4 separate regions of the Mus musculus genome follow, and regions 1, 2 and 3 are each linked to region 4. The links are chromatin loops, found by intact Hi-C in ENCODE. Cell type or tissue: heart. All regions are shown on one strand. Region 1 holds the start of Cdca2 (cell division cycle associated 2). Region 2 overlaps Dock5 (dedicator of cytokinesis 5). Region 3 overlaps Dock5 (dedicator of cytokinesis 5). Region 4 holds the start of Dock5 (dedicator of cytokinesis 5).

Region 1 (5,000 bases), 220 kb after region 4:
GCACTGCATTTGGGAATATTTTAACGAGCGTCCATGTCATGTTTATGCCAGTCCTGATTAGATATAGGGACTATGCATACACTACATATCCACATACATAAATGCAGGTGGTATGTATTGTGATCTTTTCAAATAAAAGTCATTTTAGTATTATTTCCACCTTCTGAAAGGAGAGGAAACAGCCTTGCAACATGTTCTCTAGCTTAGGACATGGTGGGACATAGTTTTTTTAAAAATATTAAATGTTAATATTCTTCGGCTCAGTCCTATGATCATTGTAATGCATATGTGCCCATACTCATTTGAGAAGTACTTTCCCCAATCTTCGGAGATTCTCAACATTTTTTTACTAAGTAAATAAAATTAACCTGGAAACTCACAGACAAAACCAAAGTTTTTAAAAATTTAAATAATATACCCAGAGCAAGCCACTCAGTTTTACAGTGACAATAGCATACAGTGAACTCAGAAGAGATTTAGAGCAGAGCTGAGCACTTATGAGGAACTCTGATCACTTCGACTTCAGGGAGTCACACAAGAGTCGACACTGGTGAAAAGTGCTTATCAATACGACTGTTAACACTGGGCACACTAAATCTCTCAATAAAAACCGACACAGTCTACTAGCCAACTACAGCGTGGCCCAGGAACAGCTGATGATCAGAAGTGACAGCCTTTTTAGCCTGTATTTCTGAAGCACTGGCTGAGCTTATGTGGCTACTATTTTTGTGTGAATATCCAATCTTTAAGAAAATAAAATCGCAGAGCACAAACCCCACTGTGGATCAGATTTCCAGAATCTGTTTATTCAAAACTGCAGAGTGGTTGAAGGACATCGCTCCCCTACCCCTCATCACCCCCTTCCCCCGCACCACTTTAATGCCCTTGAATAGTTAGTTCTGCTATGTATACGCGGGGCAATCAGAGTATTCTGGTCAATTACAGAGTGGAGCCAATGTACCTTGAACTGAAACTTTAAAAGGGTTCATTACTTTTGAGACTTTAATCAGGCTTAGGTATGTGTGGGGCAGTCATTTAACCACACATTACTAGTCCGCCAGAAACAGCCAACATTTTCCAAAGAATAACTTTCAAGGGTGGGGCAAGAGGCAGCTGCAACATCGGAAAAATATTTAGCACCACGCCCTCCACAGAGGCCTAAATGCAGCTAAGGCTACTGTCAAATCAAGTCATTCCGAAGGTCTGCTGTCACTGTCCTCTAAGGAATCAAAAACAAGGCGGCACAGTAAAACATGTATAAAAGTTTGCACGGTGGCGGGGCAAGGGGCCCGGGGCACCTTGAGAGAGAAGGAAAGTGGTTCAGACCAGGTCCACATTCTGAGGATGTCACTCGACTGTCCCCTGGAGTTTTCTTCTCCCGACCTGGCCAGGGTCACCCGCCTCCATGATCACTGCCTCCTCCCCGGGCAGAGCATTACTCAGCACCGATAAGGACAGGAAGGCGCAGCGGGAAGGTGGGAGGGGACCTCGGCCAGCTGCTCAGGTGACAGTGGCGCCTCGGAGCCCCGCCGGCAGAGCAGCCCCGGGCTGTCGGAGGCTGCGGGGGTCCCCGGGTCGCGCCCCCGCTACCGCTTACCTTGCCGTTGCTCGGGCTGCCGTTCAAGAACAGCGTGACCCGCCGCATCGCGCCGCCCGCGCCGGGTCCTGAGGGAGCCGCCACCCTCGCTCCCGGCCCGCCACCCGCCGCGCTCCGCGCCCGCGAGACCCCTCCCGCCTCCCACCCGGACTCTCCGCCCTTCGCCACCTTCCTGGTCGGCCCCACACTCCTCACGCACGCACCCTCAGTCCCACACCCCGGGGTTGGCCGATCCTCCTTCCCACCCCGCCCCTAGGCTCCTCAGCCTGCTAGCGGCCCTTCCCCCCAACCGCGCCCAGACCGACGCTGAGCTGCGCCAATCAACACGCTGTACCGGCCAGTATTTAGCCAATCAGAGTCCGGCTGGGGGGTGGGCTCAGAGTAACACTAGACGGCGGTGGAAGGAAAGAGAGGCTGAGGGCTGGTTGACGGAATGGAGTATCAGCGAATCAGAGAAGAACCTACTGGGCAAAGGGCCGCTCTAAGCGTTACTGAGCAGGCGCACGTTGGAGTGTAGGAGTGCTCATTTGCATAAAGAGACTGGGTCTAAGGAAGAGGCGGGACGCCGAAGTCCCATAGACCAATCAGCTCCTCGCTAGGCTTTTGCCCCTTCTACTGTACCCACCCACCGAGGTAACGGTTGGTATCGGGATTGGCTAATAGGGTAAACTAGCCATCCGGCGGTTCTGTCTCGATTGGTCTAGTGATTCATTTTCGAAGTTTCCAGCAGCCAATCCAAGGTTTGGGGTGGCATTTGAAGTGTTGCTCCGCGGAACTCACTGGTAGACCCCAGGACACCTTTTTGCTGCAGCTCTGTCTCGCCAGGGTCATTTAGGGCTGGCCGTGTTTTTTCCGGGATCCACGGAGGTCTCCCTGCGCCGTTCGAAAGCACGAGGGTGAGGCCCGGAGGGAGCGGTACCCACGTCACACGTGGTCCACGGCTCGTGGGTATCCCTCCGCGGGGGCGTGGCCGCGGTTTGAATTTGCTGGCGGGCAAGTGAAGCTTGACCGCTTCGGCCGGACGTGGTGTGTCTGGTGTGCAGCGGCCGGCAGGAGGCCAGCCCGGCTCCCTTCCCCGGCCTCTGGTGCTCTCTGAAACGGAGCCTCCGCGACGCTTGTCGTAGTCGTCCGAGGGAACGCGCAGGGTCCTGGGCGGGAGAGGTAGGCCTGCTATCCGGCCGGGGTTCAGGGATGCAAAGCCCTGATAAATCAGTTCGGTCCGCTTTGTTTAGTCAATAGTACCTCCCGCCGTTTCTTTAATCAGAACGCCCCAGCCTGTGGTCCCCTGGTATTGATTGCCTTAGAGTTCTGTCACATTGTTTTTGGCTTATAGTGAGGTTATTTTTCACATTTTTTTCTCTAACTTCCTCATCTTTTAGATGGATGCGAGTTCACACGACAAGCCTCTCTCTGAATCCAAGGAGTGTGTCCTTAATAATTCTGGTATGTGGTGACCTGTTGCCCTCGTTAGATGGAAGATTTGAGTGTTTTGATGTATTAACACCCCCAATGTGCTGTCCGTTTTCAGAAAATGACGTTTTTAGATTGGGAACTGAACCGTTTGTGACTCCTCAGAAGCATGTAGCAGATGCGACTCCTAATCTTTGCACCCCTGATACCTTTAAGTCACCTTTGGACTTCACCACAGTAACCGTAGAGCAGTTGGGAATTACACCTGAAAGCTTTGTTAAGACCTCTTCCGGTAAGAGAAGTTCTTGGATTGCATAGTTTTTTTTTTCAAATTTAACAGTAACTGTAGTAGGCCCCAATTATACATGTCTGTACTGCCTGACACTCCTTCTGTGTGTATTTATGCTGACCCTGCAGACTTGCTTGTTCGGCACAGCTCAGCAAATAGAGCAATGTTTCTGAATCAGTTGTGCTTTGTGTGCACCCTAGAAAACAGTGTGTATGAAAATCAGAGGGCATTGAAAGGTAGTTGAGAACCGGTAAAAGTGACAAGGCCGTGTGCCTCATTCAAAAATCCCAAACAGAAAATTGACCCAGATAATGATTTTCTTTAGCTTCAGGAATGAAATTCCCAATGGAGAAGTAAATCTAGGGCTAGGGTTCTTTTGGGTTGTAGAATAGCAATTATAAAGAAGGATAACGAGACTGGAAGCCAATCACACCGTGAGCTAGGCGAAGCCAGAGTGACACTCATTCTCTACCGCTCAGAATTATCACATAAAAGACTGGGTCCGTTTTCGTGTGCTTAGGTGTGAGCAGAATTCAGGGTGGCGTGCTGAGGGTGAAGAAGTAGCTTATTCCAGAGTAGAAGAATTTTGAAAAAAATAAGAGCAGGGTATAGCTGGGTCTCACCAGCCCTAACCCACATCGGGACTCTGTTCCAAGGGCCACCATGAGTTTTTAGGACTGAAACTATGAATTTATAAATTAGCCACAGTAAGAGATGTGGCCTACTCATCTGTGGACAGGCTCTCAGAAGCACACCCTCTCCGAGATGCCCTCAAGCTAGATGCGTTTAGAATCAAGCTTAACCGTTGCAAACTATTCTCTCTCTACTTAGATCCCTTATGGGCCCTTACAGGAAGCACTTCTAAGCTTAGCTGAATTGCTAGCCTCACTGCTCTTGAGGCCAAAGTAAAATATTTCGAGGGAGTGACTAAGTGTGCAGCATGCCCAGCATAAGTACTGTACTCAGAGGACGATTCATGTCCTGGGCTGGATGTTGTTAGACAGTGGCTGTGCACTGCTTGCAATGGTATGCTTCCAGTTCGTAGATCGCTTTAAACTGTTCCCATGTGATAGTTTCAGAGCTTGGATGGCTACAGTGAGCAAAGCCACAGCATACTGTAGTTTCAACTGTGCATGGTTGTACCTATAAACAAGGAGAGATTCTTAGCTTCAAGCTGTTACCTCTGACTTCTCTGTATCGGGGATATGGGGCACAAGTGAAGACGAAGTAACTGCTTGTGGCCTTCTGTGTGCCAAGTGCTGATCTAGAAACACGAATTGGGGGTCAAGTGGCAGTCAGTCCAGATGTTTCTACATGAACTGCCCTGCCAGTAGTTCTTAGTTCTCTGTGACAAGTGCAGACTCTGTTTTCTCACTTGTGGTGACCCGTCGCCAGCACAAGCCCCAGCTTCTGACCATTGCCATGTTCCGTTCTGACTTGCAGGAAAGTCAACATCTTCCCTTCAGAAGGCCAGGCGCCGCTCCACTGTTGGTGTGCGGGGCTCTCCAGAAACCAATTGCCTGATCCGATTCATTGCCCAGCAGCGAAACCTAAAGAAGGCTGTGCTCTCTCCGTTGGCACGAGAGCCCCACTTCGAGGTATGCTTCCTCTGGCCTGGTGTGCGCGCTCGTGGGTCTTGTGAAGGAAATGGTTTTACTCTGCTCAAGGGTTCTGCTTTCCCCCCCTGGGGGGGACTACTTTCCC
Region 2 (5,000 bases), 130 kb after region 4:
GTATTTTCAAGAAGAAAAGAGCCGGGCGTGGTGGCGCATGCCTTTAATCCCAGCACTTGGGAGGCAGAGGCAGGCGGATTTCTGAGTTTGAGGCCAGTCTGGTCTACAGAGTGAGTTCCAGGACAGCCAGGACTACACAGAGAAACCCTGTCTCGAAAAACAAACAAAAAAACAAAAAACAAAAAAAAAAAAAAAGAAGAAGAAGAAGAAGAAAAGTAGAAAAGTGTCAAAGCTAGACAGATGTGGAGACAAAACAGCAGTTAGTTTGCCTGTTTAGGGTATATTCAAGAGGGTGTACTTGAAAGGTGAGCCTTGTGCTTCCCAGGTAACCACTGTTTCCTTCTGTGGTGTATACCCTAAGCCTGCAAGCTCTATGTTGACAACAATGCCTTCTTACCATTTTTAGGAAACTCTCCAAGGTACTGAACTTTTATGTGGCCAATGCCGAGGACCCTAGCAAGACGGAATTGCTATTTGCTGCTTTGAAAGCCTTGAAGTACCTGTTCCGATTCATCATCCAGTCTCGGGTACTCTACTTGAGGTAATGGTCCCAGTGATAGGATGCTGCCAGTACTTGTCCAGATCCCTTTGTTCTTCATGTTCTTTTGTGTTCAGCTTTGTGAGCAATTGGTTGGTCATGGGATAACCAAACTTCGGATCTTTGGGGTTGAAGGTAGAGGTGAATTATGAGACCACTGGAGAAGGTCCATTGAGGTCTGCATCTAGAGAATCCTAAAGCAGCAATGGCACCAGGACTCATGGGCTTAAATGGTTGACTTATTTGCTGCTTGCTCTAGAAGGCTTGAATGGTGATGATGGCTTTTAGAAAGACAGGTCTTGGGACAACCCAGATGCATGGGTCTAATCTAAGTGTGGTGGCAGGACTGCTGTTTGATTAGTGAGATAATCTCTGACTCCTAAATGATCTTCTCACTTCCTGTGTAGAAAGTAAGCGCCACCTAATTGGGTGCTCAGGGTGCGACACTGAGGCTGAACCTCAGACGCAACTGCGGAGGTGTATTGACTCTGGAGGAAGAGCTAATTGGATGTTGTAGGACTTGATGGGGCAGCAACAGAAAGGGAAGGGCCAAAGACAGCCTTGAAGTGTCGTGTGGGCAGTGATGGTGTTTGCTGAAGCAAGAACAGTTGAGAACTGAGCACAAAATTAAAGTGTGTTCCATTTTGATGAACCTTGAGCTGCTTTGGGGCTTAAGGTAATTTTATACAAAATTTCATGCATGTACATTTTGACTGACCCCTTATATATAGTTAGGTGGGGGAACTTTATACATGTGGCTTCATGCCAGCATTCATAAAAGTTTTGGAGTTTTGGAGAATCTTTAGACTTATATATGAGTATGTGCTTGCATGTGTTCTTATGTTCTGAATCCATCACACCTACTCTCGAGTACTTAGTGGCCTTGCCACCAGTGACCTAGTTCACGTTCTTCTCCTTGAGATGTCTGTGTCTAGAGAAACTACCCAGAGACTTCTGAGTTGATGGCACATATCTTATGAAGACAATTAGAAGGCTTTATTCAAAGCTAGCGCTTGTCAATTCAAGGTGTCTGCAGTAGAGCAGACCAGGAGTACCTGGGAGTTCCGGTGGAGAAAGCTGGCAAAAGCTGGGATTTGTAGGCTAGGTTGGGGATCTTCTTCGCAGTGTCTTTGACCTCAGCTCATATTGATGCTGAGACAGTGGGGAGGGAGGAGAAAGAAGGGATGCTGGAAGAGACTGGGCAAGGTGTCTGCCCTGGGAGCCTATGCCCCTTGTCCTTGGTCATGAGCTGAGGAAGGCAGCCATGCTTGGAGCCACCTACTGCATCCGCACAGTGACTTTCTGCTGTTTTCCTTCTGCGGGTGGTACCCACAAACTACCAGGCCCAAAGGCATCTCCAGACTTAGGTTCTTCAGATAGCTCCAGATGACAGTCCTGGTTAGCCAGCTGTAGACCCTGTGCTAGGACCTCACCTACAAATGACTACTTTGCATTTATCGGTGTCTTGATGTCATTTCAATCTGTTTGGGCTGATGTTTGGTCCCTTAAAAACAGTCGTGGGGTTCCCTATGAGATATCTCTGTACAGTTAGAGATGGTGACCAGCAAGGCGCTGACCTCTAGTGTTGTCTTTTGAGACCACATGCCTACTGTCCATTTTCTTTTTCTCATTAGGTTTTATGGTCAGAGTGAAGATGGAGATGAATTTAACGACTCAATCCGCCAGCTGTTTCTTGCTTTCAACACGCTGATGGACAGGCCTCTGGAAGAAGCTGTCAAGATCAAGGTCAGCCTGGTGACCTTGTGGGGGGACCCCTTGAAAGCCCCTCATGAAGACGTGATGTGGTAGTGGTGGTGGTAGGGGAAATGTTAAGCAGGCTCACGAAAAGCATGAGAAGCTTAGCAGAATGGGCAGAAGTAGAAGAAAAGCGCACGAGGCTGTGGCTATGTGGTAGAATGCCTACATAGGTCCTGGGGTCACAGCATTGCTAAAAGTGGACACACAATAAAAGTCCACATTTTAACTCCCACACACAGTTGTATATTCAAGAATCAACTCACCAGAGACAGGCTGCCCCTTCAGACATCGTGTGAATAATGGCTGTTACAAATCCTGCTTGACCTCTTGATTTTAGCAAACTGATCCTCCTCCTTTTGAGGGTGGCTGTTTCTCTTCTCAGTTCTTCCTCTGCCTCCTTCTTCAAGTGTAAAGTCACCACCAATAGTTTTTACAGACTGGGAGGCACGTAATTCTTGAGGGCTCCAGTTTGAATGTTACTATTTCTTCCTTGCTTTTAATGGTAACTTGGTGAAAGGAACTTGAATTGCCTCCAAAATATGCACAGAGCCTTTTGGTCATGAAAACCAAGGCTTGGACCTCCATTTTCAGAAGGAAGGCCGGGGAGGTGACTCTTAAGATACCATCATCTCATGGCAAGGGCATTTGCTTCCAGTTCCTTATTTAAACCCCAAGTCCTGCCCTTTCCTCCTGGGACACAGTGGTATATTTGGTTTTTGTCTGCCTTGGCACTGACTGCCTTCATGCTTCTTACAGGGGGCAGCCTTGAAGTACCTTCCCAGCATAATTAATGATGTCAAACTGGTGTTTGATCCCATGGAGCTCAGGTGAGAAGCAGAACACAATTTGTGTCTCGAATTTAGCAGAAGCAGCCCAGTGCTGGTCGGACCTGTACCCTGCATTTGCTTTTGTTCTAAGAAGCGTTAAGGGAGTGAACACTTATGTGTGTGTACTCAATTCCGCGGAAGAGATTAAAGAACACACAAAGCTGGCCCCTGGGAGAGACTGGTATTCTCTGTGGGGTAAGGAGCTATGCAAAAGAAAGTAGCCTAGGGATGCAGAGTATGGTGGCCCATGGAGAGGAAACTGCTAGAAAAGACATTTTGCAGAAGCTGAAGCAGCAGGCAGGTCTGGAAAGTGATGTCAAGTTTGAGTGTGCTAAATTCTAAGGCAGAACCCTCGAGGGGTTCATAGCACCAGGGACACTCTCAAATCAAGTCTTAGGTCATCCGGGGGCTTTTTGGGTCCACTCCTCCTGCTCAGCTCTAGTGGAGAAGTGTGTACAGATGCCTGCATAGAAGTGTGTAAAGGTGCCTTCCTAGAAGTATGTAAGGATGCCTGCATAGAAGTGTGTAAGGATGCCTTCAGACAGCCAAGTGTGAACACACTGACCCAGCCACACTTCTCTTCCAGCGTGCTCTTCTGCAAGTTCATTCAAAGCATCCCTGACAACCAGTTGGTGCGGCAGAAACTTAACTGCATGACCAAGATAGTGGAGAGCAGCCTTTTCCAGCAGGCAGGTGAGCGAGTCTCCCTCAGAAGCTGCAGCGTTTGGGGAAGGAGTCAGCCGACTTCCACTGCAGTACACGTGTGCCACAGTGGCTCGCCACGGTGTTACAGCAAGCATTCCTGAGGCTGGTACTTCAGTTCTCTGTTCTCCAGTCACTCTGTCTGGCTGAGAGTAGATTAGTTGATCATAACAAGTAGTTTAAATTGAACATGGCAGTGCATTCGTAGCATGTCTATGTGATATTTATTGTTTTATGAAGTCAGTAATCCAATTCTGAAGTGAGACAGACATCACCAAAAAGAAAACTATGGTTGTTTTCTTGGTATTTATGAAGGACTGATTCTAGATCATTCTGTGAATACCAAAATTTGTTGGTGCTGATGTCATTTATACAAAATATTATTGGCCTATAAGCTACACACATCCTAATATATTAAATACCACTCCCATTCTTTCCATGTATGTGATATTTAAGATAGGGACTTACATTGCTCAGACTTGCCTCAGATTTGCTAAATATCTGAAGATGACCTTAAATTCTTGACCTTTCTGCCTCCACCAAAAGTGGGGAAGGGCATTATCAAGAAGAGTTAATAATGAAATTTTACAAATGAACTGTTAAGCACAGGAAAGAGATCCCGCAGCCTCTGCCCTGCCCCCAACCTGGCCATGTCCAGACAGTCGTTGCTTCCTTCCCTGCCTGGGTTTTGTTTCTTGCTTTATTTGATTTGAATTTTGTACCAGCAATACCCTTTACTGTTGGCTGACTCTTTGTTTATTCTTCATTTTTACTTATTTATTTGGTTTCTTGGTTTGGTTTTTTGAGACAGGGTTGTTTTTTGGTTTTGGTTTTGGTTTTATTTCTACATAGCCCTGGCTATCCTGGTACTCGCTCTGTAGACCAGGCTAGCCTCAAACTCAAAGATTCCCTCCTGCCTCTGACTCCCGAGTGCTGGGATCAAAGGTGTGTGCCACCAACACCCAGCTAGTTTGATGATTTTTAGGACCTTCTGGAAAAGAAGTTTAAGAGACTGAAGTCCATTTAAGTTTTCTTTTTTTATCCTCCCCATATCCCCTCTCTCCCTGTGTGTGTGTGTGTGTGTGTGTGTGTGTGTGTGTACATACAAGTGCTCAAAGAGGCCAGAAGAGGTGTCTGATTTAGAGCTGAAGTGGCTCGTAGATCTGAGCCACCCG
Region 3 (5,000 bases), 140 kb after region 4:
CCTCCAAGCTCTTCCAGACCTTGAGAGAAAGTGTATCTCTATGTCCCCTTTTGTGCTCTGTGGCCTCTAAGGACAGCGTTAGTTTATATTGACTTTCCCAACCAAGCTAGGACCACTTGGCTTCATGTCCAGAGTACGTAGGGAAATATCTCTAGAGGCTGGGGATTGCCTTCCTCATCTGCCATTTCCTCCCCAGAGTTTTCCTCCGTGCCATCAATCAGTTTGCTGAGGTTCTCACCAAGAGCTTCATGGACCAGGCAAGCTTTGAACTTCAGGTAAGCATCCACCCATGTGAAGGCCTTCTGTTATAGCAAGTCGCTGCATCAGCTGAGAAAGGGCCATTTCAGATCCTATCATTGTCAAACACGGAAGGGTTTCAGAGGCTGGAGAGAAGGCTCAATGGTGAAGAGCAGTGGCTGCTCTTCCAGAGGTCCTGAGTTCAGTTCTCAGCAACCACATGATAGCTCACAACCATCTGTAATGGGGTCTGATGCCCTCTTCTGGTGTGTCTGAAGACAGCTACAATGTACTCACATAAAATAAATAAATAAAATCTTTAAAAAAAAGAAGATGGAGGAGGAGGAGGACTTCAGGGGCCTGCCGATTTCCTAAAGCACACATTTCTAAATGGAGTTCTCCAAACACAATAAAATGGTTTGGTTTTCATTGCACAAAGGCAACACATGTAAAGGAAACCATGAGCAATACTGTCATAGCAAGAACAGCAAAATGCAAATACAAATACAGTGGTCTCTGGGATCCTCCCATATTCGGTCCAGGGACACCAGAGAAAGCCTGAATCTTCAGTGCTAAGCCCTCTCGTTCCTGTGTTCCTAGGCACACAGACCCATGGTGATGTTCAGTGTGTGCACTTGGCCACAACACTCATAATAAACATTAAGATAGAATAGTCACAGCAGAATAATGGAAATTAGTATGAACTAGAGTCAAGTGACGTGCTCATGATTTCAGACCACAGTGGACCACAGGTCCTGAAGTTTCAGGAAGCAAAACTAGGGCCAAGGAGGCTCCTCTCATCCTCAACTTGATGCTATCCACACAGACACGAATGCACACACACGCGGTTTCATACTCACACCATGACTATCTTGTAAATACGTTTAAGAGAGGTAATGGCTGGGCGTGGTGGCACGTACACCTTTTAACTCAGCTCTGAGGAAGCAGAGGTAGGTGGGTCTTCATGACCGTCAGACCAGCATGATCTAACATAGTGAGTTCTAGGTCAGCCAGCGCTATAATGAGACCCTGTCTGCAAAAATAAAACAAACCCAGGTATCTGGTACCTTCATCTTCATTTATTCCTTCATGTGACAAATGGAGGGACCTTTATGTGTGCAGCCAGCAGGGCCTGGTGACGGTCCACTAGGTCCCAGCTCTATGGGGGCTTGAAGTTCAAGAAACATTTTCTTGTTGTGTGCTTTTTGTTCTTATCTCAAACGTTTCCATTAGAGAGTTATATAACTAGAGGAGGATATTTAAGCATATACATATACATGAATTGATAATTATATGTATATGCATGTATATAATACATCATGTACAAACCAAAATAGAAAAGAGCGCTGTAACTCTTTGATGGTCCATTGAACCACTTTCTTTACTTTTTCCACACCTCCGACTTCTTTTCCAATGATGGTAAACATTTTCATAACACTTTTAATGGCTGGATATGATTCATTATGCTCCTGACCTCTGATGTAGTGAGTAAATTCTTGTTAAGAACATTTGGATCCTTTCTATTTGTTGTTACATTAAATAGCTGTGAGGGCCTTCTTTGGTTGAAATGTTTTTAATTAGCCACAGAGGGGAAAAAAATCAAGAAAGTATTTACTAATACAAAAGTTTGGAAGAAGTGGAGGGCTCTTGATACACAGTGCCAGGCCACCTGCTATAAATAGGTACATTTCTTGGCAGTACTTCTCCTGTGTCCCCAGGGTAAAGAAAAATGTAAAGTTTGGGTTGTTTTCCTAAAGGTTAATATTAAGTCTCAAAACTTCCAGCAGTGAATAATTGAAACCCCAGACGGGACAAGAAGTCCTGTTGGTTTTATTTGAGTTTTTTATAGCGCAATGCTTCCGCACGCGGGTGTTTTATCTGGATCCTCACTGGTGTTACTTTCTATTTTGCCTTGCCCATTCCATGCCTCCTTCGAAGCTCTGGAACAATTACTTCCATTTGGCTGTAGCTTTTCTCACCCACGAGTCCCTCCAGCTTGAAACCTTCTCAGAAGCCAAGCGCAACAAAATTGTGAAAAAGTAAGTATCCTTTAAAGATTCCATGACCATTAGGAAGGTAAGCTGTCTGTTTATGGTCAGCAATATAATGTCATAGAAATTACAGGGACTTAGAGAGGTAGATCAGTGGTTAAGAACACTGACTGCTCTTCCAGGGGTCCTTAGTTCAATTCCCAGCAACCACATGGTGGCTCACAACCACCTGTAATGGGATCCGATGCCCTCTTCTGGACACTCTCATATATAAAGTTAAAACAAAACAAAACAAAGCCCTGCCTTTAGAAATTACAGGACCTTTGTTCATGTTGAAGGTAGTGTGGGTTTTATGTGTAATCTGTCAATAGACCTAAAGTTCCTCCCATTTCGTATTATTTTTCTTAAGATACCTCCACTCCCTCCTTAGCCACACTGTGCTCTTCGTGGGGTCTGGGCCCTGGCCTGGGATCTCCTGCCACCTGCTGTCAGTCCACTGAAATTGCAGGCATAGTGCCTTAACTTTTTGCAAAGAAATGAGAAAACTCCAATATAACCTAAAACTATATTTTTCTTTTTCTTTTTATTAGATATTTTCTTTATTTACATTTCAAATGTTATCCCTTTTCCTGGTTTCCCCTCTGAAAACTCCCTATCCCCTCCCTCTTCCTCCTGCTCCCACCCACTCCCACTTCCTGGCCCTGGCATTCTACTACACTGGGACATCGAGCCTTCACAGGACCAAGGGCCTCTCCTCCCATTGATGACCGACTAGGCCATCCTCTGTTACATATGCAGCTGGAGCCATGGGTCCCTCCATGTGTTTTCTTTGGTTGGTGTTTCATCCCTGGGAGCTTTGGCGGTACTGGTTGGTTCATATTGTTGTTCCTCCTATGGGTCTACATCCTCAAGATTCATGGCCTAGATCAAAATGGAATTCTATACGGGAATGACAAGTTTGGTTCCAGGTTTCAGTGCATCCTCTCAGGTCTGGTTCAGAGTTCATTGAGAGCCTGGGAGCTCCGAGGCTGTCACTGGAAAGCGGTTGGAATTTATTGAAGACTTTGAAATTTTAGTTGTTTCTACTCTCTTGAAACAGGCAAATTAGTTAACATTCCTCAGCCTATGGTTCCACCCTAAAAACAAACAAACAGATAAACAAAAACCAAGACTAAGAGTGGCTAAGAGTTACGATTAAGATTTAGAGGCTGTTTTAGAAGATACAATGCATGGCCTGCTTTGTAAATTTCCCTAGTGGGTAAGTAACTAGAGGTGCTTATTTTAAAGGAGGATCCTTTGATCTCATCCTTTAAAACATCGTAAGTAGCCATAGAACCTCTTTGAAGGAGGTACTTGATTTAGGTTAAGCAGCTACAAGGGAGGCTAACTGGTTACAAGTCACAGAGGGAGAGCTGGGTCGAGAAGGGAGAAAGACTAGAGAAAGAGATAAAGACAGAGAGAGCCAAGGGATGGCGGGGAGCTGGGCATGGTGGGACAAGCCTACAACCCCAGCATACATGAGAGGATCAGGGATTGAAGCCAAGCCTTGGAGACAGCAAGTTCTATGCCGTTACAGAGGCGCAAACGAGAATGCATGAGGTTTTCCTTACGCATTTTCAGTAGAAATCAACCTACCATAGGCTAATAAATAGACTCATTGTTGACATAGGTATCAAATTTCTATCTCATATGCTTACCTGATACTAACAATGAAATTAAGCTAAGCATTATACAAATGGCATAGTAAGGAAATTTTAAAATATGATTTAAAAGTACAGCTTCTGATGATATTCCCAATGAAAATTTTGAAGAAAAAATAACCTATTTAGGAGATCCCTAGCATGAGGGGAACAGTGTAGGGCAGAGATTTTAGGACCAGGTATGGCCTGTGTCCCTGTGTAAGCTGCCTCTTACACGGGACAGGGTTCTTGCTGTATAGCCCAGGCTAGCCTCAAACTCCCCATCCACCTGCCTCAGTCTCTCCAGTACTGGGACTATAAGCATAGCTTGCTACAACCAGAAAACTGTTTAAAAACTGTCTGTGGCTTATATTGTCCCAGCTGAGCATGTGCACGGCCTAGACCTGCCTACATGTATGTGATCCCTAAAGGACACTCTGATGAGGCCTCGCCTTAGCCAAGGCATAAGTACACAGCCCAGCCCATTGATTTCTTGTCAGTCACAGTGCCTCATCTGTCTCAGACCTCATATATCTCACTCAGCTTTCTATCTCTGCTGCGTGGAGACCGGAGCCTCTTTCTCTCTTCTGCACTAGGCGGACAGTTGACGACGTCTTCTCATTTCTCTTTCCACATTTGTCTTTGCTTCCTCCTGTTCCAAAAGCCCCCTGTCCTCCATGTGGCTCAGTTCTCTTTTGAAACTTCTCTGGGTGCTGGCCTTATCTTTTACAGAGCCCCGGCCTTACCTGTGACCTAGAGGGGTGGGGACTATTCTATCATCATTCTCTTCATTTTCTACTTCCCCTCCCACCCCAGCAAACTCTGCATCCATCACTCGGACAGGCCAAAATACATGGCAGGAAGTGGCATCAAACACAATGTGTACAGACATTTTCCTTGCCATTAGTTCCAGTGAATCTGATATAACCTATATTTGCAAAAGATTTCTGTTGTATTAGGCATTTTCTTCTTTCTCAACTTATAGTTGGAGAATTTCATAATACATACGATGTGTTTTGATCACATCTACCCCACTCTCTCCCTACCAATTCCTAAGAACTCTGTAATACACTCCCCTTCCATCTTCATGTGC
Region 4 (5,000 bases):
GTATCCTATATTAGGTACTGTCAGGGATAACTATAGAATTCAAGTCAATTAGCCTACCCTGGAAATTCATTTCTCTTTGTTTCTTTCTCTGGAGCTCCCACAAGCACAGATGTGAATATTCTTGTGTGCAAGAGTTGCTGGTATCTTTATGGGCTTTAGACTCTAGATAGCTGCAATTGTGGAATTAATTTCTCTCTCTCTCTCTCTCTCTCTCTCTCTCTCTCTCTCTCTCTCTCTTATGTTTTTCTGAAAAGACACCAGAGGAAAAGGAAAAAAATAATTCTGGGAAACGTGCTGTTATTCCACCCACCCATCTGGTCAGCTGTCTAATTTTAAACCTCATTTTAATAACAAGACTTTGAATAGCTGTGCTTTTATGATTTAAATGGACTGGGAATGGAACCATCTGATATCACAAAGTGGGTGGACTTCAGTCTGCAGAGGGAAAAGAATAAACACACTGGAAGTTTCTTCCATTCCCTGCAACTCTTTTCATAAAAGCAATCAACGATTGCAAAGCCTGAAATCTCCAGAGTCCAAATTCGAACCTGAAGTTTTGGAAAGATCAAAGTGTCAATCAATTGAAATGGTTCTGGTTGAAACTAAGTTCCACTGAGTAAAAGGATTAACGCTCCTAGTGTTCATTAAGTGAAAAGAGAGAGAGAGAGAGAGAGAGAGAGAGAGAGAGAGAGAGAGAGAGGAAGGGAGGGGGAAAGAGAGAGGGAGGGAGGGAGGAAGGAAGGAAGGAAGGGAAGAAGGAAGGAAGGAAGGAAGGAAGGAAGGAAGGAAGGAAGGAAGGAAGGGAGAAAGAAAGGAGGGAGGGAGAGAGGGAGGGAGAGAGGGAGGGAGGGAGGGAGGAAGGAAGGAAGGAAGGAAGGAAGGAAGGAAGGAAGGAAGGAAGATAAAAGCCTGCTTAAAGAACAAAGATCATCACTTCCCTGCACACAGGCAACTGAGGCAACTCAGGGCAGCTCCTGCCCCAGGGCAGCCCAGACCTAAGCTCCAGACCAAGGTTGACAGCTACTAAAGGTCCAAGGGGAGTAATAGCTGAGGGGGGGGGGAGTAAGTCCTAGGAAATACTCAAAGGTAAACTTTGATCCAAAGCAGAGGATATGCACAAGGATGCTATCATGGAAGATCAACAACAAACAGAAATGACAGCTGTGATCACCAGTCGTTCAAGCCCCGGGTCATTCTTTACTTTATCCCTCACACTACAAAATCAAAATTTGTAGAGCCTATGTGCATCTTTGACTGGTAAATCAGAGAGGCCAGTAAGCTTCATAGAGAATCCCTCTCTGCTCGCACTGTCTTCCTGTTGGCGCCCCCTTCAGTTTATGTCTAGAACTCCAGCCCCTTTCACAGCAGCCTACCATCCCTGGCGTTCTCCATTAACTGGCATCCTTAGTTAGCCCTTTAGAGTCAGTCGGTTCACACCACAGCAGACACAGTTGGACAGTGTCTGGTATCCCCACCGACACAAGCCCGAGAACCTTTAGAATCTGTAACAACACAGGAAGTCCTCGTCCGGGTCATGGCCCTCCTTCGCCGGTGCCTCTTGAGCCAAGTTTCCTGTTTCGCTCAGATCACTCGCTGTCCAGGATTCTATGCCAGTTTGGAGCCTGTTAGACCTGCTTGGTGGCCTTTGTGTTTGCTGTCCATGTGGTCCAGAACACTCCCCCTTTTATCATGGGGTCATCCTCACTTCCTGTAGTTCTGCCTTTCAGTCTCCCCTTATCTCAGATGTCTTTCCAGATGTTTCTGTGTAAATCTCTGGCACCCACACTCCCCATGTTCCTGGCTAGGGTTTCTCTTTGCAGGCCTAGCCTCCTTTGGCATGCATTAATTTCAAGTCTTAACTTCTTCCAACAGCTGTGTGAAGGTAGGGGTCTCATTTACCTCACTACTGAACCTCCATTCCAGGAACAGTGCCCAACACATAGTAGGTCACTTAGGGCGGAAGGAAGAGAAATTATCTAGCTTGGGTGGTTAAGTCGATCACAACATCATTGACCTAGAAGAAGTTATTTTTGGGGAGATGGTGGAAATCTTTGTGGATGTCAGGTCTACACTGATGGAAATATGTCTTGCTGTGTATTATAAATAGATTCCTATTGGAACTTTTTTCTTTCTTTTTTTAGAGTGTTTCCTTAGCCATTTTTAATTTCTTCTTTTGAGAACTGCTTAGTACAGTAGCTCAGTTTGTAGTTTGGTTGATTGCTTCCCTATTGCTTAGAATTTTTGGTGATTTTATTTTTCTAAATATTCAGTATTAAGTATACAATGAACATGTAACTTTAAATCACAAAGGAGATAAATGACACATTATGTAATCATACTCAACTTTAAGATCTCAACTATCAAGAATAAAAACTGGCATTAAAAAAAAAGAGATGCGACTGAACCACTTTAAGAAAGATGGCTGAAGCACGGTCATAAGTACCTATTGTTTCTTTCAACCAGGACTTTAAGTTCAGAACTTACTTTCTCAGGAGGAAAACCAAGACTAATATATATATATATATATTCAGGCATGGTTTGCAAAAAGTCATCAGAGTTCACTCATCTCTAATCAAGCATTACTGTCTATTACTGTGTGTTTTAATTACATGTTCTGTTCTTGTCAGGTTCCAAACCGGCAAGAAAGCCTCCACAGACTCCAAGAACAACACAATTTCCCGCAAGAGGTATTTTTCAGATGGCGAAGCTAACTGGTTGGCTGGTTAGTCTGAAATTTTACTTCTAAGTGTGAGGTGTCCTTACTACTAAGTAGCTTTTTCATTCTGGAGGTCTCTCCAAGATGGAAGCGCGTCTCCCCGCCGGCAGAGGGCGCCAAGCGCACCCCTGTGTAGTTTAACGCACAACTGCCTTTTGGAGTCCTCAGTCCCAGGCTGAAAAAGGACAGTGGTGGGAGTTGGGGGGTGGGGTGGTGGTGGTGGTGGTAGATGTTCTGGGGTCCTCCCCACAAGGATGCCTTCTGGGCAGGGGGTCAGTTGGAAAGGGGAACCTTTTGGAGCGAACTTCTTCCCTTAGTGTGAAAGTTTGTGTTGCTGCAACTGAGGAGAAATAAATCCCTGAGTTTGGGGTTTCCGGATTAGCGCTTTGTCAACAGTGTCCTAACGGAGGGTCTTCTAGATTGGATACGTCTACTTCTGAAGCGCCCGTGTCCCTTGCACCAGTTCTCTGCGGACCTTGAAGCTCGGCTTCCGGCTCTCTCGGGGCTGCAGCAGACGCTCCCGGAGGCGAAGGCGGGAGCTCACGGCTCATTCATTCAACAAATATTTACTGAGCGTCCGGAGGCGACCGGTGACTCTCACCAGCTCCTCCTCCGCGCTCGGCGGCGCAGCAGCCCGGGAGCGCTGGGCAATCGCAGAGCCGACGCTGGGAGGACCGGGCGGGCGGCTCCGGGCTGCGGCTCCAGCCGGGCGAGGCGGAGCCGGCGGGGGAGGCGGGCGGCCCCGGGGCGCAGAGGGCGCGGCCAGCGGGAGGAGCCCGGGCGGCGCCGGGGAGGGCGCGCGGGGCTGCACGGCCGCCGGTCCCAGCAGGTGACCGCGGGCGAGCGGGCGTGCGTGCGGGGCCCCGGGCGCGAGCGAGGCGGGACGGCGTAGACGCGGCCGGCGCGCCAAAGTCGTCCAAGTTTTGCCGGAACATGGCGGAGGAGTCCGGCCGGCGCAGCAGCGCTCCGAGCACGAGTGTCTGTAGCCGCTAGCGCCGCGGGGCGAGGTCGTCGCCATGGCCCGTTGGATCCCTACCAAGAGGCAGAAGTATGGGGTTGGTGAGTGCTTGCCCCGCCCCACCCTCGCCCGAGCGCCCGGGAGTCCACTTTGGCCCCGCGGAGCTCGCGCACACTCGGCCACTCGGTCCCGCTGCTGCACCCCGGGAGTCTAGCCCGCTCTGGTGTAAAAGTGCTTTTAGGCTTGGGGACTCTGATCCTCCCCTATCCGAACCCCAACTCTAGTGGCGCACACTGTGGGAACGCGCCAGGTCCCCACTGCCGTTGGTGGCCAGCGAGGGCCGCACGTGGGACGGTGCGCTTTGCGAGTGCCCTTCCCCAGATCCCACTTGGAAGCTCCAGAGTCCCTTTCCCTCTCTCCCTCCCTCCCTGGGACTGCAGTCCGGATCGCAGTCAAAGACAAAATGGGAAGCCGAAGTTGCCAGTAGAGGTGATGGAAGAGGCAGGAAGTGTGAGGCGTGGGAAGGAGGGCAAGGGGGTCCTGGGGCTGTTTGTGAGGACACCCATCTGACCTACTGGCGTGGTTGGAGAGGTGTGACACAGCTTCCCCCCAGGGGCAGGAAGAGGGTAGGTTCCGCGCAAGCGGGTGGCGTTTGTGTTCGCAGTACCCTAGCGCTCCGTCATTGCTGAACTCTGGCCTCTAGGTTTGGATCTGAAACCTTGGCGTTGAGGGGTTGGACCCAGGTGGAAAAACTTTCCACTTTCACTTTTCATTGAGCCAGGTCAGGGAGGAAGCACTCACCTTTAGCCGGACGATTGCCAGGAGAATTAGACTTTAAATGGAGCCTCTGGAATAAACAAGTGTGTTGTGTGGGAATTTTATCACTTTCTCTCAGGTCCACTCACTTGGCGCGTTTGAAATGCAACCCCTTACTTCACTCCTGTCAGCGCACCTCTTTTCCTTCAAGTCCTGGACCCACAGGAACACTGCCTGAAATTATCAGTCTGCCGTGACAGACATGAAGTCCTATGTGCCTATGTAACCGGGACTCAGACACCGCCTTCAGTCTTTAGTATATTATAATGTGATGCAGATTGAAAGCCTGCATATGTACATTTGCAAATATGTATATATACACACACACACACACACATATATATATGCATAATTCTCAACCTTTTTTTTTTTAATTTGTCTTTACTTTTAGAATTTTTGCTCCTCCACATGGCTGTGGGTTACATGGAAAGGTGACATTTCTTCAGTCCCAGATCAGTAGGTCTTGACTTAGCCTTGATAAGTAACTTGACTAGATACCTGCTAGTAAGT

Evidence for each region. Hi-C counts contacts between places; a loop is a spot of excess contacts. Peaks named below come from ENCODE experiments on the same cell type or tissue, not always from the same donor. Only the 100,000 strongest peaks of a DNase experiment are listed, where the experiment ranks them.
Region 1: it touches region 4 in a loop (3-fold over the local background); 16 of 42 quality-filtered maps call a loop at or near these places.
Region 2: it touches region 4 in a loop (6-fold over the local background); 20 of 42 quality-filtered maps call a loop at or near these places.
Region 3: a loop joins it to region 4, with 2.6 times the contacts of the local background. A loop is called at or near these places in 26 of 42 quality-filtered maps.

What each region holds. Positions count from the first base shown.
Region 1 is chr14:67,712,982-67,717,981 of GRCm38, reverse strand. Cdca2 (cell division cycle associated 2) reads left to right here and starts at 2,372. Exons shown (of 15, transcript NM_001110162.1): 1 at 2,372-2,758; 2 at 2,977-3,040; 3 at 3,126-3,299; 4 at 4,740-4,894. The coding sequence starts at 2,977. Kctd9 (potassium channel tetramerisation domain containing 9) reads right to left here and starts at 1,884. Exons shown (of 12, transcript NM_001111028.1): 1 at 1,598-1,884. The coding sequence starts at 1,645. In heart, a CTCF peak has its summit at 2,639; a DNase peak (open chromatin) is centred at 2,071; H3K4me3 peaks cover 4,982 bases; H3K27ac peaks cover 4,285 bases.
Region 2 is chr14:67,804,546-67,809,545 of GRCm38, reverse strand. Dock5 (dedicator of cytokinesis 5) reads left to right here. Exons shown (of 52, transcript NM_177780.3): 22 at 407-541; 23 at 2,173-2,284; 24 at 3,053-3,123; 25 at 3,710-3,816. Among named protein-coding and RNA genes, the nearest start is that of Mir6539, 53 kb to the left of the region's middle. In heart, a CTCF peak has its summit at 2,107 (motif pointing left); no DNase peak of the experiment used is centred here.
Region 3 is chr14:67,787,496-67,792,495 of GRCm38, reverse strand. Dock5 (dedicator of cytokinesis 5) reads left to right here. Exons shown (of 52, transcript NM_177780.3): 30 at 197-275; 31 at 2,176-2,276. Among named protein-coding and RNA genes, the nearest start is that of Gm52126, 39 kb to the right of the region's middle. In heart, a CTCF peak has its summit at 2,710 (motif pointing left); no DNase peak of the experiment used is centred here.
Region 4 is chr14:67,932,067-67,937,066 of GRCm38, reverse strand. It overlaps Dock5 (dedicator of cytokinesis 5), which reads left to right and starts at 3,495. Exons shown (of 52, transcript NM_177780.3): 1 at 3,495-3,775. The coding sequence starts at 3,733. In heart, CTCF peaks have their summits at 1,333 (motif pointing left) and 2,813 (motif pointing right); DNase peaks (open chromatin) are centred at 2,926, 3,476, 3,766 and 4,206; H3K4me3 peaks cover 2,073 bases; H3K27ac peaks cover 1,789 bases.